Linked DNA regions of Homo sapiens: region 2 is linked to region 1. A link is a loop called in an ENCODE intact Hi-C map of the cell type or tissue named here. Cell type or tissue: HepG2. All regions are shown on one strand.

The links. Hi-C counts contacts between places; a loop is a spot of excess contacts. Peaks named below come from ENCODE experiments on the same cell type or tissue, not always from the same donor. Only the 100,000 strongest peaks of a DNase experiment are listed, where the experiment ranks them.
Region 2: it touches region 1 in a loop (6-fold over the local background); 20 of 110 quality-filtered maps call a loop at or near these places.

The regions. Positions count from the first base shown.
Region 1 is chr6:52,587,329-52,595,328 of GRCh38, forward strand. It overlaps LOC124901330 (a long non-coding RNA gene), which reads left to right and starts at 6,477. Exons shown (of 2, transcript XR_007059610.1): 1 at 6,477-6,516. RefSeq lists an enhancer at 1,858-2,002 and a cis regulatory region at 1,925-1,936. In HepG2, a CTCF peak has its summit at 3,181; DNase peaks (open chromatin) are centred at 1,963, 2,933, 3,193, 3,483 and 1 weaker place; H3K4me3 peaks cover 840 bases.
Region 2 is chr6:52,637,066-52,645,065 of GRCh38, forward strand. No RefSeq gene overlaps it. Among named protein-coding and RNA genes, the nearest start is that of TMEM14A, 30 kb to the right of the region's middle. In HepG2, no CTCF peak of the experiment used is centred here; a DNase peak (open chromatin) is centred at 3,236; H3K4me3 peaks cover 578 bases; H3K27me3 peaks cover 1,985 bases.

The DNA of each region.
Region 1 (8,000 bases):
CCATTTTTATGTTGATACCTGAGGTAATTACACAGTGAAGATGCCCCAAGTGGATTCTGCTTCCACGTAAAAGATATGTTCAGGACGAAAGTTATGTTTAGATTTGGTAGAAGTTTGCCTTGGGGTAGACTTTAAGACCCTGAAAGGCAGGGATCATAGCTTTCCATCTATGAGAGAGTAACCATCATTGCCTGCCACATAGTAGGTACTGAGTAAATATTTGTTGACAAACATGTATGAATGAATTATTTGGGAAACACAAGGATGGCTCTCCTTGACTCTGAAGTTCAACCCCACATTCTGATTCTTCATGCTTATACAGTTTTAAAATTGCATTTCTTTATAAATCGGTTAGGCATCCAGAAGTGTCCTGTTATGATGCAAAACATTCTTAGATGTTAAAAATATTAAACCCTTTGCATCTGTTGTCCCTTTGTCAGGAATTAGCTGGTCACATTACTGTCTCCTTGATTCTTTGCTGATGATGTTGGGCATGGGGCAGGTCTGGTGGTTTCTCTGACTGGGCTGAAGGACTTTTGCTGACAAATAGGAGAGGGTCCTTTACAGTAGGAATCACCAAGCCTGCAAGGAAGGACCCAAAGACTCCCCTCTCTCATGATCTCAGCAGCCAACCCCTGCCCATAGTGCCTTCTTGGCAGCCGTGCTCCTGATTTGAAGGGAATTCCTCACTTTGTCCCATGGGTTTCTGCAAGCTGAGCAGGACACCTAGGTGAGGACAGAAGTAAAAAGAGAAGAGGAAAGGTGAGAGCGAGAAAGAAAACATGAGAAGGGAGACACACAACAGTAAGAAGAGAAGAGAGGAAAGAGAGGGATATGAGCAGGGGGTAGGAGAGACAAAAAATAGATTGTATTTGCAGCACAATGCCTCTAGTAATAATATTACCATTATCTTGCCTGAACAGATGTGCAAGGACTCCCGTCTACTCATTATCCAACATGACAATGGAACACGTTTCTATCAGCCTCATCGGAAATCTTGGCAGATGCTGTCAGAAAGTGTGTGCTGTTCCTGAGATGTGATTTTTCAACAGTGTAGACTGTACTATTTGACTAGGGGTGGGAAAAAGAGGAGCGGGAGTTGATTGTGCTTTCTTTTGGTTTTGTTTTTAATTTTGAAATTCTTCTCTCCAAGGGGGCCTTGCCTTGGACTATGTCCAGCTTTGCTGAATAGCCATGTCTGCATGACCAGTGGACTGGGGCTGGCCAGCAATCCCAGGGCCACACCAAAGCCCAGTGCCGAGGGCCCATTTCTTTGAAATAGTTCCCTCATGGCTCTCACTTCCCCTTACTCCAACATTATTCGTACCTACCATGCCCCGCTATTCCACTTCTGCCCTGACCTCAGTGTCTTGCATTGAGACATTTGAAGAGTGTGGTTCAAGGAAAGAGCATGTTTGTTCCCAGCTGAACAAGGCTCAGGGAGACTAGCAGTGCCAGAGACAGGAGTGGGCAACATTTCTGTGTGAATTAAGCCATGCAGTGTGCAAGTTCCCCATGGCAAACACCACCTTTCCCTGGGAAGACAGCCAAGGCCTGGAGCCCCATGTAGGAAATCTCCTGTGAGAGGCCCTTCCTGAGCTCCACAGAAAATGATTCTTTTCATAGGCACTGAGTCCCCTTTTTTTCTAGCCATAAATGCCCACATCACAGTCCCCCTTCCTGGCCTTCTACACTCTGCTCCCGTGCCAAGTGCCCTCACCCAGGCCCCCTCATAGCTCATGCACCCCTTTCCCTTCCTTTCCACACTCAACTGGCCTCCCCAAGCCCTCAGAAAGCCTATTCCTTTCCCCTGCTGTGCTGTTGACTCTCCCTCCATCCTGCACTCTATGCCTCTCACTTGAAACTGCTCCATGCCGTGACCTAACATCTCCAGAGGCTCCTCTCGGGTTGAACAGACATGATTTGTTGACTTTGCCAGATTAGCAAAGGGAGCAAATTCCATAGATTCCTCTGCCCCTAAGTCTCAAAGTGCAGACCTTCATCTTGATAGCAGGAGCGAGGTGATGGAGGCAGCCTGGGATTGCATAAAACAGTAACAGCAATATGATGACTCTGTAGGGACAATTACTCCCTGGCAGGTCTAAGGGCTAAGCCTTAATCTTTCCAACAAGGCTCTGCAGTAGGTATTATTACTAGCCTCATTTTGTAGTCGAGAGAATGGAAGGCCGGGTGCTGTGGCTCATGCCTGTAATCCCAGCTCTTTGGGAGATGGGCAGATCACTTGAAGTCAGGAGTTCAAGACCAGCCTGGCCAACATGGTGAAATCCCGTCATTATTAAAAACACAAAAATTAGCCGGGTGTGGTGTAAACCCAGCTACTCCAAAGGTTGAGGCACAAGAATCGCTTGAACCTGGGAGGCAGACGTTGCAGTGAGCCAAGATTGCACCACTGCACTCCAGCCTGGGCAACAGAGCAAGACTCTGTCTCAAAAAACAAAACAAAACAAAAGGCCCGGCAAGGTGGCTCACGCCTGTAATTCTAGCACTTTGGGAGGCCAAGGTGGGTGGATCACCTGAGGTCAGTAGTTCAAGACCAGCCTGGCCAACATGGTGAAACCCCGTCTCTACCAAAAATACAAAAATCAGCCAGGCATGGTTGTGGGTGCCTGTAATCTCAGCTACTCGGGAGGCTGAGGCAGGAGAATCACTTGACCAACACTCTCGCCTTAACCTGGGAGGCAGAGGTTGCAGTGAGCTGAGATTGTGCCACTGCACTCCAGCCTAGGCAACAAGAATGAGACTCTGTCTCAAAAATAAATAAATAAATAAAAGGAAAAAGAAAGATGTTAAGTGACTTTTTCAAGGCCCTGAGTTTGCAAAAGACAGACCCCTAGCATGCCTGGGGAGGGGCTTTGTGCACTCATCCGGCTGCCTTTCCTGGCATGCCCTGGGGATGGCAGGAAACCTGGATCCCTGCCCAGCTCTGCTGTTTCTAGGTAGGTTACCTCAGGTCAGACACATTCATTTCCCAAGTTTCTGTTTTCTAATCAGAAAAACTGTGGGATTTGAGGTGATTTCTTAGGGCCTTTTCCATATGGTGATGCTGTCATTTTTTTTCCTAATGATAAAAGTATTCAGAAAGCTCTTCAAATTTTCTGGACTCAGGGTCAGTCCTAGGCAAAGAGAAGAAATAGGAGGCAACATTGATCTTTGGTGACACCTAAAGGCTCTGTGCAACCTTTTCCTCTGTCCAGAGTAAGCCTTTGGTGTAATCCCTGCTGCCTCTGGGGACCCCAGGGCAAAGTCTTGGGGAGGGCGCAAAGAGGGCTTGTCCATCACTTGAGGACGCAGAGGACGCATGTGCCCTGCACATCAGGATGAGTAAACCTGAGCTCCTTACTAAAATAAAGCTGTCTTTTGAGTGTGTCCTCACTTGTAACCGGGGTAAATGCACTGACCAGTGCTAGTCAAAGATGACCTCAACAACTGCTCCATTCCAACTGTCTTGGGCAAGAGGGGAGTGACTGTTTATGCTTTGATATGAGATGGAGTCATAAATACTGTTTCAGATGTTTCAGATGCCAGGGGAACATATGATCAGAGACACCAGCATCATACTGTCATGCCAGGAAACCTTCAGTGACTGCCTGCTAGAGGAAGTTCACATCCCTTAGCTTGGCTTCAAGGAACTCCAGGAGCAACACTCTCGCCTTCCCACCTTGGCCTCTGCCTTCCCTAGCTAGACACCCATGAGTATACATTCCCCCAATTCCCCGACCAATTTTGACTGAGCCAGCAGCACATCAAGGGTTAACCCTTACCATTTGTGAAAATTTTGTATCATCATATTTGGTTGATTCTAAGATGCACACTTTTTCTCATATTAACCTCTTACTCATTTAACATTGATGTTACAATCAATGACATGTCATTGTTTTGTGGCACTTTTTCTTTCTTAGTGGTTTGTAAAATAATGGTGCATCGTGACTGAAGGCCTCTTGGATTTGCTGAAATACTGGAAGTAGCATTCTCCAGATTTGAGCTCTAGCAGCTCTGCCAGAAGCCGGGAACCTGTGTGCCCATACTCTGAGTTTGTTTTCCCAGTTAGGACTGGGTCCTAGTGTAATGGGGTGATATCTGGGAACCTATATAGCTCCCTAGATATAACCAAGGGTGATATTCAAAGTGTTTAATGACCATACCAGGCCAGGTGCATTGGCTCATACCTGTAATCCCAACACTTTGAGAGGCTGAGGCGGGCAGAACATTGAGGTCATGAGTTTGAGACGAGCCTGGCCATTGTTGTGAAACCCTGTCTCTACTGAAAATACAAAAATTAGCCAGGCATTGTGGCAGGTGCCTGTATTCCCAGCTACTCAGGAGGCTGAAGCAGGAGACTCGCTTGAACCTGGGAGGCAGAGGTTGCTGTGAGCTGAAATTGTGCCACTGTACTCCAGCCTGGGTGATAGAGCAAGGCTCCGTCTCAAAAGAAAAAAAAAAAAAAAGAATTACCATACCAATTAGAAGAGAAGATGACTGAAAACAACTGGCTTGTGTATCCTGGAGCTTACCTGCTGAACCCCAGGCCTACTACCGTGCTCCTTACCTGTTTGTTCTCCACTCATCTCATTCCTTATTTTATGGATACTTGACAGCACACTCAGGGAACATGGCCTGTTGCCCATTCCCAGGAGACATTCCCTAATCAGGGTGAGCCAAGCATGGTTACCCCAGGCTACTTTAGGGGAGGGTATGTGTACTAGTTTTCTGTTGCTGTTGTAACAAATTACTACAACTTTAGCTCAAAACCACACACATTTATTTTCTTACAGTGATATAGGCCAGAAGTCTGGTTCATGTCTCACTGGGCTAAAATCAAGGTGTCCACAGGGCTGTGTTCCTTTCTGGAGGCTTGAGGGTAGAATCTGTTTCCTTGCTGTATCAGGTGTTGGCTGATTTTAGTTCCTTGCAGCTGCAGGACTGGGGTCCCTGTTTCCTTGCTATCTGTTATCTGGGGGTCTCTATTAGCTTCTAGCAGCCTCTCTTTTTTTTTTGTTTTTTGTGGTTTTTTTGTTTTTTTTTTAATGATTAAGTATAGAGTTTTTTTTAGGCTAAAGCTTGAGGATAGCCACCTGAGGGCATACATTCAAGTTGCCCTGAGTGCACATTCCTATTAGCAGTAGTTACAGGTGGCACTTGTTTGTTTTTATTGCTACATTATATTTATACATATTTAAGGGATCTCTCTCCTGTTCTTATACATCACCTCCTACATCTCATCCCCAAATACTTCCCACGCTGCCATCTCCCTTACTCCCCTGGGCTAATGTGATTAGATGGGGCGCACTGGTAATCCAGCATAGCCTCCCCATCTCAAGATTCATGCCCTTAATCATATCTGCAAAGTCCCTTTTGCCATGTAAGGTAACATAGTCACAGGTTCCAGGGGACTAGAATTTGAACATCTTTGACAGCATTATTCTGCCTATTACAGTATGTAAACCATCCTTGCCAATGAAATGTAGAGAGAAATCTGCTGAGGCTTGCAGGGAGGATTTTGCTCTCTGATTAAAAAGAGAGACATTAAGGAGGTCTGCTTTGATTGAGGTGATGTGAGCTTGGCAGCTATCTAATGACCATAAGGCCCTAACATCAAGAATAAAAGCAGACACACTGAGAACAGCAGTAAGAGTATCAAAGTGAAAAAGTAGAAAGAGCTTGGCCTTTTGATAACAATGTTTAGCCACCAAGCCAATCCTAAAGCACCTACTTCCAGACTTCTTGAGAGATACTTTGCTATCTTTATTGCTTAAGCCACTGTTAGTTAAATATTGTTACTTGTAGCTAAAATCATCCCAATAGTCTGTTACTTATAGCTAAATCATCCCAGATCATCCCAATATTCTGTTATTTGTAGTTAAGTCATCCCAGATAAAATTTAACACCTTTATTATTGGTCCATTTCAATAATACCTTGATTTACTGCTTGGTAATTAATTTGTCTGTCCTACCTATTAGTAGTATCTTGGTCCTACTATAGTACTCATACTACCCACCTCCTCCCTAAACTTTTGCCTATTTAACTAAGGTCCTGGCCTCCTGCCTAGTTTCTCCTGACACCCTCTTTAGGGGCTAGGCAAGGCCCCTATATTTCCAGTTATGGCTGGGGATTAGTCTTGGATGAACAGATCTCCCCAGCCCATGACACTGCCTATAGATTGTACCTCCTAATTGAGATGATTGTCTGAATTATACCTGACTTTGCTGCCTTTAAAACATGATTACTTGGAAAGCTGACTGACTTCACAGTGGCTCCATCTCCCCAGCCCTGACCCATCCAGTTTCACTGTTTAATCCTGCATTTCCAGGGTCACATCATAATACACTCTGTCCATCTTGATATCTCTGGTGTCTCTCCTTTTGTTTTTTTGAGACAGGATCTCGCTTTGTCACCCAAGTTGGAGTACAGTGATACAGTCTTGGCTCACTGCAGCCTTAACCTGCTAGGCTCAAGTGATTCTCCTGCCTCGGCCTCCCGAGTAGCCGGGACTACAGGTATGCACCACCATACCTGGTATTTTTTTTGTAGACATGGGGTTTCGCCGTATTGCCCAGGCTAGTCTCAAACTCCTGGGCTCAACTGATCTGTCTTAATATCCAGGCATACTAGACCACTGGCCATTCTTTGACTAGTCTTTTCACTTTTATGCTTTTACTCAACTTCTCATGCTGGTCCTGTAATCAGAAATGCCCTTTCTAGACTCTTATATCTTTACCACTAAATCCTCATGACAATCTTGTGAGGAGGTGCTATTATTCCCATTTTGCCAATGATTAAAAAAAATTAGGTAACTTATTTAGGGTCATACAGAGTGGCAGACTGGGATGCTAATGCAGGTATCTCTTACTTCAAAGCTCATGTCCTTTCATTCCCATGTTTGGCATTTTAGAGATAGATAGTGCCCAACCCAAGACTTGAAGGACTTATTTCCCTCAATGTGTTATAAGCACCCTGTGGGCAGGTCTGATTATTTATTGACCACTAGAGTCAGTGGCGTGCTTGTAAAGGGTTAACAACTGACTCTCCAAGGGGCATGGGGGAGGCCCTGATTTACAGAGGTTTTCTGAGTCCTGTGGAGTAAATACTCCCATCTGTCTGATTCCGAGCTACTAGCATGACGTATGTCACTGAACAAGGGGTAGGGAACAGGTGCGCAGTAGCACACGTTAGAGGGTATTTCCACTACACAGACATCATTCATCTGAGCAGCCTCAAGGGCACAGTTAATAGTAAAATGGGAAATAATTAAGAAATGATGAGTTTGTATCTTTATTAACTTCATTTTAAATCTGATTTATTCAACAGTTATTTTATGTAATTTAATCTTTAATAATCATTACATTTAACAATCAGTTTGCAAATTTCCTAAAAATTTAACAATTAGACTCATAAACTGGTTTGAACTAGCTCCAGCTCACCACTGCTAGAGTCTATTATAATACTTTGCTTTTAGTAGACACGGAATGGTGGTAAGGATGCTAATAAAAAGAACATGATTCTCCACTTATGAGCTTTGAATGCAACTGGTAACCCAGATTTCAATATTCTTTCCTACATCTGAGACTTTCTTAGTTCTATCTCTCACACTTAACAGAAGGCCAAACAAAAAATAGTTGAGGGTGGATACCAAAGAATAGCCAAAGCTCCAACTAAGGACTGTGAATACTGAACTCTGCCCAGGGTCAGGGTGGGGCCCGATGCCTGCTTGCAGTTGAAAACAGTCCTCTACAATTGGGCTTGAGCAAGCCTCTGAGCTATAACTGTCTTTCCTCCTCGCCTCTTCCTGACCACACCCACAACAAGAGAAGCACTGAAGAAAAAGCACCAGTCATAATATTCTATTACATTCCAGAAAGGACAACCTCCCAGGAAGTGGGGAGCCTAGAAAGAAGTAAAACCTAAATTGCATCCTCCCAAAGGAGGCGAAGTCCTGAACTTCAGCTATCTTAACCTTTTGTTATGGGTGCAGTGCTGATCT
Region 2 (8,000 bases), 50 kb after region 1:
GACCTGGCAAATGCACTTCTAGGTATTTACTCAGGAGAAATGAAAACATCTGGAAACAGAGAAGACTTGTACATGAATGTCCATAGCAGCTTTATTCATAATACTGAATACTCCAAGAAGAAAATTAGATTTCAAAAAATGTTTTTCTTTTCTCTTTTCTCTTTTCCCAGCCTTGGCCTCAACAAAAATAGCAACAAACTAGAAACAACCCAAATGTCCATCAGCAGGGGAATGAATAAACAACATGGATATTTACATACAGCAGAGTTCTGCTCGGAGATAACAAAAACACAATAGCTCCTGATACATACGACACATGGATAGGCCTCAGTATTGCTATACCGAGTGAAAGGAAGTCAGGCACAAAAGGGTACATATTGTAAGATTCCATTTATATGAAGTTCTGAAACAGGCAAATGCAATCTATTGCAAAAGAAATCAGGACAGTGGTTTCAAGTGGGGCAGGGAGTGGACAGAGATTGACTGGGATGGCATGATGGAAATTTTGGGAGTTATGGCAATATTCTATATCTTAATGGGATGTGGGTTATACAGATGTATGCAACTGTTGAAACTTGTCCAACTGTATATTTAAGACCTGTCGTTTCACTATATAAAAATTATACTTCAACAAAAATAAGGAAAATTAAAAAGAAACAAAATCTAAATCTTTTTATTATGAAAGTTTTCAAGCACACAAAAAAGTAGAACGTATACTGTACTGAGCACTCAGTCATATTTGAGTAATCACTTGCTAGCTTCAGTTATTGGTAATAAATTGCTTAAGACATAGGTCCCAACAGTTCCCTACATGTTTGTGAGCCAAGAATGATTGAATGTTCACTTTCTAATGAAAGGCCTTTCTTCTCCCCTTGACAGGTCTCATGATTTGGTAGCATTTTCTTGCCTTCTCAGGGATTTCAATGGAATATCAGAATTTGACTCATTGAGATCTATTGAATAAATTTGGTCATTTTTAAATATCAGCGGGGCGTCATCTTTTAGGGCTTTTCCACTAGTAAACATTGCCTTTTAGAAGAAGATACCCAGGACTAATTATTTATTCTAAAATAATCTCAATATTTTTGCTATTTCACCAAGCAAAGAATTACAGCGATAGTTTATACTAATACTTCTCTGCATCATGTTTTAGAAGATAAATGAATAGAGAGAACGAGGCAGATTTAGGTTAGAATACTGTTTTTACCAATTGTTTTCTATGTGACTCTGAATAAGTTTCTTTTCTTTTGTTTTTCTTTCTTTTTTTTTTCTTTTTTTTTGAGATGGAGTTTCACTCTTGCTGCCCAGGCTGGAGTGCAATGGTGCGATCCCAGCTCACCGCAACCTCTGCCTCCCAGGCTCAAGTGATTCTACTGCCTCAGCCTCCTGAGTAGCTGGGATTACAGGCATGTGCCACCATGGCCGGCTAGTTTTGTATTTTTAGTAGAGGCGGGGTTTCTCCATGTTGGTCAGGCTGGTCTTGAACTCCCAATCTCAGGTGATCTGCCCGCCTCGGCCTCCCAAAGTGCTAGTATGTCCAGAATTGGTTCCTTCAGGTGGGTTCTTGGTCTCGCTGACTTCAAGAATGAAGCCGCGGACCCTCGCCGTGAGTCTTACAGTTCTTAAAGATGGTGTGTCCGAAATTTGTTCGTTCAGATGTTCAGATGTGTCCGGAGTTTTTTCCTTCTGGTGGGTTCGTGACTTCAGGAGTGAAGCCACAGACCTTCGCAGTGAGTGTTACAGCTTTTAAAGGTAGTGCGGACCCAAAGAGTGAGCAGCAGCAAGATTTATTGTGAAGACCAAAAGAACAAAACTTTCACAGTGTCGAAGGGGACCTGAGTGGGTTGCCGCTGCTGGCTCGGGTGTCCAGCTTTTATTCCCTTATTTGGCCCCACCCATGTCCTGCTGAATGGTCCACTTTACAGAGCGCTGGTTGGTCCACTTTTTTTTTTTTTTGAAACAGAGTCTCGCTCTGTTGCCCAGGCTGGAGTGCAGTGGCACGATCTCAGCTCACTGCAAGCTCCGCCTCCTAGGTTCACGCCATTCTCCTGCCTCAGCCTCCCAAGTAGCTGGGACTACAGGCGCCTGCCACCACGTCCGGCTATTTTTTTTAATATTTTTAGTAGAGACGGGGTTTCACCGTGTTGCCAGGATGGTCTCGATCTCCTGACCTCATGATCCGCCCACTTGGGGCATTTTACAGAGTGCTGATTGGTGTGTTTACAAACCTTTAGCTACACAGAAAAGTTCTCCACGTCCCCACCCCACCCAGAAGCCCAGCCAGCTTCACCTCTCACTGGGACTATAGGCATGACTACTGTGCATGGCCATGAATAAGTTTCTTAATCTTTCTGACCCTCAGTTTCCACATCGATAGGCATAAGAATACCTATCTCAAAGTGTCATAAAAAGGATTAAATACTGTCTGTGAAAATGTCTCATGTCTGTAATCCCAGCACTTTGGGATGCCAAGTCTGGAGGATCCTTTGAGGCCAGGAGTTCAAGAGCAGCCTGGGCAACTGTCTCTACCAAGAAAAAAAAAAAATTAGCTGGGCGTGGTGATCCACCTGTAGTCCCAGCTGCGTGGGAGGCTGAGGCAGGAGGATCACTTGAGCCTAGGAGTTGTAGGCTGCAATGAGCTATGATTGCATCACAGCACTCCAGGCTGGGTGACAGAGGGAGACCTGTCTCAAAAAACAAAAAACAAAAACAAACAAACAAAAAACAGAAAAAAAGAAAATGTCTTGGTATATGCCAGGAACTTAGTAAATAGTACTACCTTCTCTTAACTCCTTAACAGAAGGTAAGAATGAAGAACATTCCTTCCTCTGTATTTCAGAAGTAGGTACACTCTTTGGGGGAATTTATACAAGTCCAATTTGAACTCTTTTACAGGTGAGGTTGGGAAGGATGGGTCAAGGTAGGTGGGGATGGGTGAGGGGTGAGATATCCTTACCTTTTATCTCCCTAGAACATCATGAATATTTTATAACTACTAATGATGAAAATATTGTTTGTACTCTCTATTTTTCTCTGTGAAAGGGTGTTTGGAAAGTCATTTCTTGTTGTTATGTTTGGTTTCTAGTGCTCCCTGGGAAGCACTGATCTTGGATTTGGCTGCTGTGTGGGAGACCAGTGTTCCTCTTAGCTGATGGTGGAGACTCACGTCAGTGCAGGCTGCAGCGATGACTCTCAAACTGTGAACAATGCTCCCCAGTGTGTGCACGGGAGGGCCAGCATATGGAGACCTCGCGGAGAGCCAAACGCGGGCTCTCTGCACTTCCTTCAGTTTTGTTTAAATACAGGATCCGGTTTGCCTTTGTCACCCGCTGTAGCACCACCAGGCTTCATTCACTGTGAAGCCTTGCCAGATCTCTGTAATAAATTACCTGGGAGGCCAAGGCGGGAAAAGAGGAAAGAACAAGGTAAAGCGCTTTGAAATCTGACTTTCTCCCTGGAGTGTTCAGTGTTGCCTATTTAGAAGGTGCAGGGTTGTGCTAAGGTGTGTGCTGGGAGCTTTGTAGGCTAAAGTTTGTAGAAAAAGTTTGGTTCATTTCAGTCATCACTTACAAATTTTTTCTATTAAGTGTTTAAGATTTCCAAACTTAAAAAAAAAAAAAAACAGGTTCAGAGTATTTTTAAAAAGGCATTGGTCATTTGTACAGCTTACATTTCACTAAATCTTTACAACAATTTTGAGAGGTAGGTAATACTAGTATCCCTCATTTTATACTGAGGAAACTAAGGCTCAAAGAGGCTCAATGCTTGTCTGGTATCATATAGTCAGTAAGGAATAAAACCAAATCTTGAACCCTGGCTTCCTGGCTCTGTGTCTTTTCCTAGCAGACTGACCATCAAGGCTGGACATCCCTTTCAGTTCTTTTGAGAACAGACTAGTTGGCTAGATGTGAAGAAAACAAGCTTTGGAGTAATCTTCCCTCTGCACAGCCTGTGATATTGGGATCCAGTGAGTGACGGTGAGAGGTGGAGATGTATGAACGAGACCTGAGACGTTGGACCTGAACATCACAGCAATCACTTGCAGGGCTAAGATTCAGGGCCAGCTGTCCATGGATTCTCCCGAGTTGGATCGTCTTTCACACACCTGCTTCCTGAGGTTACATCTCTTTTCCAGCCTAGGAGCAACCAATAAAGAGCAGAGAGCAAAGAAAAGCAGACACACAAATCATCTCTAGACTATGTCAAGGGTATCCCCAAAATGGGAAAGAAATTCATGAATGTACACACAAAATGTCACGTATTTTTGTTTTACATTAAAAACACTGTGTCCCAGAAGTAAGGAGTAGAATGGTGGTTGCCAGGAGCTGAGGGGTTGGGGACATGGAGATGCTGGTCAAAGGGTACAAAATTTCAATATGCAGAATGAATGAGTTCTGGAGAGCTAATGTACAGCATGGTGACCATAGGTAATCATGTGGTATTATATTGTGACATTTGCTGAGAGTAGGTTTCAAATGGTCTCACCACAAAAAGGAAAATGGTAACCATGTGAGGTGATGTTTATGCTAATTAGCTTGATTGTGGTAATCATTTCACAACATGTATGTATATCAAAACATCTCATTGTACACCTAAATATATACAATTTGATTTGTCAATTGTACATCAATAAAGCTGGAAAAATGTATTCAATCCTATATAATAGATTGGGAAATTACATAGCCATATCTGATTATGAATTCAGCAAAGCTTTTAAATATGTTTTTATTTTACTATTCACAAGAGCACCTTGGTGCATTTGAAATTAAATCCTTCAATGTGGAGAAAACAAAACACTGTCTCACTGAGCACAAAGCTTGTTCAATATTTTTGTCAGCGCGATGTATTTTTGTTAGCAATGTTGACCACTGAAATGATTTCCTTAGCAGATAATTTTCCAGTAAACCTCCCACATCATTGCAAACTTCCTGTTCCCAGCTGCTCTTCCTCTTCTTAAGCCCCTCATTATAGGCAGTAGGAGAGCTGATAATCAGCAGAAAATTAAGCTGGCAGGGTGTGTGCTTAAAGGCGTCAATTTCCAAGGGAAGGAAGTGTTCATTTTGTTTTGTTTTATTTTGTTTTTATGAAGCATTGCTTTTTACTTGTGTTGTGCCTTTTGAACTTAAGCATTATTTTTTGACAATGGAGACTTTTGGTTTAGTGCAGTTCTCTGTAACTGGACAGTACTCAATAGAAATTGTTGAATTGAATGTTTAACATATGCTTCTCTTTGACCAAATAAGGAATATTTTATGGGCCATTTTTCATTTTAGATGAGCTTATAGGAATAGGCACTCTTTGGAAATTGGAGAAATTAATTCTTAGGGAGTGTAGTCCAAGTTTAATTCTGGGTCTTTGAGTGATACTTTTAAAACAAGTGCCTTTGACCCTTGATTAAGTACAAAATAAGCACATAGCTAATGTAAACCTCTTAAATCAGTGGTTATCAGGCTTGGCTGCACAGTGGAATAACCTCAAGTGGGATGTGTGGGAGAATTAAAAAAAAATACTGCTGCCCGGGTCTCAGACTCAGAAATCCTTATGTAATTGGTCTAATCTACAGCCTGTCTTCAGGGTTTTTAAAAGCTTCCCAGGAGATGCTAATGGATAGCCAAAGCTGACAACCATTGTCTTTAATGAATGAACACATTTAATCAGCCTGTACTAAGTACTAGGCACTGACGCTAGGCACCTGTTTCTGTTATCTTTTATTAATGTGGAAATTGGCACTCATAGAAGTTGATTTGTTTACCATCACAGAGCAGAAAACTGTTGAAGATGGAAAGCAAACAACAACAACAAAACCTAACAGTCCTATGGCCTCCCCACATTCTTTGCCATTTACATCATAGTAGTTAAAAAATATGCTGGTGACTGCAAAAGCCAATGTATCAACCTTTAAAATGAAGAAATAATGAAATGAAAACTAACTTTGTTGAAGATTAGGACAGTCCTTGGGATGGTATGTGATATAAGTTTTAAACTCTGTGTAAAAATAAAACCTGAGTGCAAAGCCTGTTGGATATATGTCTACTTCTGCCACATTCTATTTTCCAAAACCCAGCAATATCTTCTATTGAATTGGAAATTGTAGACTAATGTTAAGAAGGGCCTAATGTCAGCCCTCACTGCATTGGGCACCAGAGATGTGTTTAGTCACTGAGAAGCAGGACCTGGATAACTGCCACAGAGAAAACAGGGGCTGAGCTGTCCACACAGTGAAACTCACAAGGCACACAATGGCAAAGTCAGTTCATCCAAAGGACCTGTTGTAAACTGCTAGGCTGCGGCACTGAGATTGTGTGTCAGTTACAGATATCCAAGCTGCTTTGAAATCCAGGGAGCAGCTAATCAGTTAAAAAGCGTTCAACTGAGAAAAAACAAAACTTCAACCATACCCAACTGTGACTGTGATGGAGAAGATTAGCGCCTATCTGAAGGTGGTTTGTGACATTAATGTGTGTGTGTGCTGTGTAGGTTTGGTCTGAATAACCCCTTATTCACAGCACCATGATTCAGGTGCCCTGTCAATGCTTCCTTCTTCTCTCTAAATTCTCCTCCTTCAAGGTCTTGCCTCCATCCTCAAACAGTGTTGGTCCATCTGCTGATAAACATATGGAATAAGCAGGACTTGTAGACATTTTTAGACCCTATCTGGAGCAGTGAGAACTGTCTATTTCAGAAAAAGATAGAGACAAAAGCAGATGCAGAAAGGGAGGCAGACACAAAGAATGAAAGTGCCAAGTAAAGAAAGTGACAGGCAGGTTCTTGGAGACTGAGGTAGAGAAGCACAGACAGGATAAGACAGAGAAAAAATAAGGCAGAGACAGGGAGAACCCCAAAAAGAGAGAGAATAGAAAGAAACAGAGGTAGAAACTCTTGAGAAAGCTAGGCAGACAGTAATGACAGCTTCAACCGGTCAGTATTGGAGGGAGAGAGGAATAGAGAGAGGTAGCAGAGGAAGTCAGATAGGAGACAGCGGTAGTCCAAGAGAGACACATTCCGAGCAGAGGCAGACAGGGTGAAAGGGAGATGGAGGTCAGCAGAGAGCTAATGCCAGGCAGGAGTATGGAAAGTTTTGTGTGCATTTCTCCTAGAGAAATGAGAAATGGGACTGGTTTGCCAGGAGAGACAGCCTTTCCAGTCAGGACTCTTGAAGTGTATGATTGTAGTCATCCTAAATGGAAATGGGATTCCTTCCTCCCCAAGCCCATTCCTGCTCCATCTGGAGGGCAGTCTGGTGAATGTGGTTTTCTATGCTGGTATTCTGGGCCGTAGGAGGGCCTCACAGAACTGCAGAATGTTGGAACTGAGATCTGCATGGTAGATGTGTGTGGTTTCTTGGCCAGCCCCTCTTCACTTACCCTGTTTCCAGGAACGGCCTCCAATGTTTGTGGGGGATCCACCCTTCCCCACTTTCCATCCCTGTGGTTTTTGTGGAGTTGACAGTCCCTCCCTACCACCTCGCATTCCAGGGATGGTGTCCGACCCAGGACTGGCATATGATCCAGAGTGTCAGTTTCTCCTGTGGTCAGTGATTGGTTCAGGGATAAGAACATAACTCAGTCTCATTTTGGAGGGTCTGTTTGGGCTTCTGAGTTTGCCCTCAAATCCACATTTGAACCATGGAGACATGTTGGCTGGTACTGGGGCTGCCATCTTGCCGCCATGCATGGTCTGAAATGAAGCCAAACACATGGAGCAGTAGAGAGTAAAATAAAGAACAACTTGGTTCATGTGGCCTCTTTGGAACACTGTTCAAACTGTTTCTGAAGTTAGAACTATCTCTAGATTTTATTTGCAAGAGCCAATAGAGTAACTTTTTGCTTAACAGTTTAAACCAGTTTCAGTTGGATTTTCTGTCACTTGCAACTAAATCCTAACTGATGTAACGTCTTAGATACCATGCATCACCACATTTTATAGAAACTGAGTTTAAGTAATTCATCTAAGACTATGGCTAGTTAGTGGCAGGATATGAACTAGGTTTTTTCTACTAT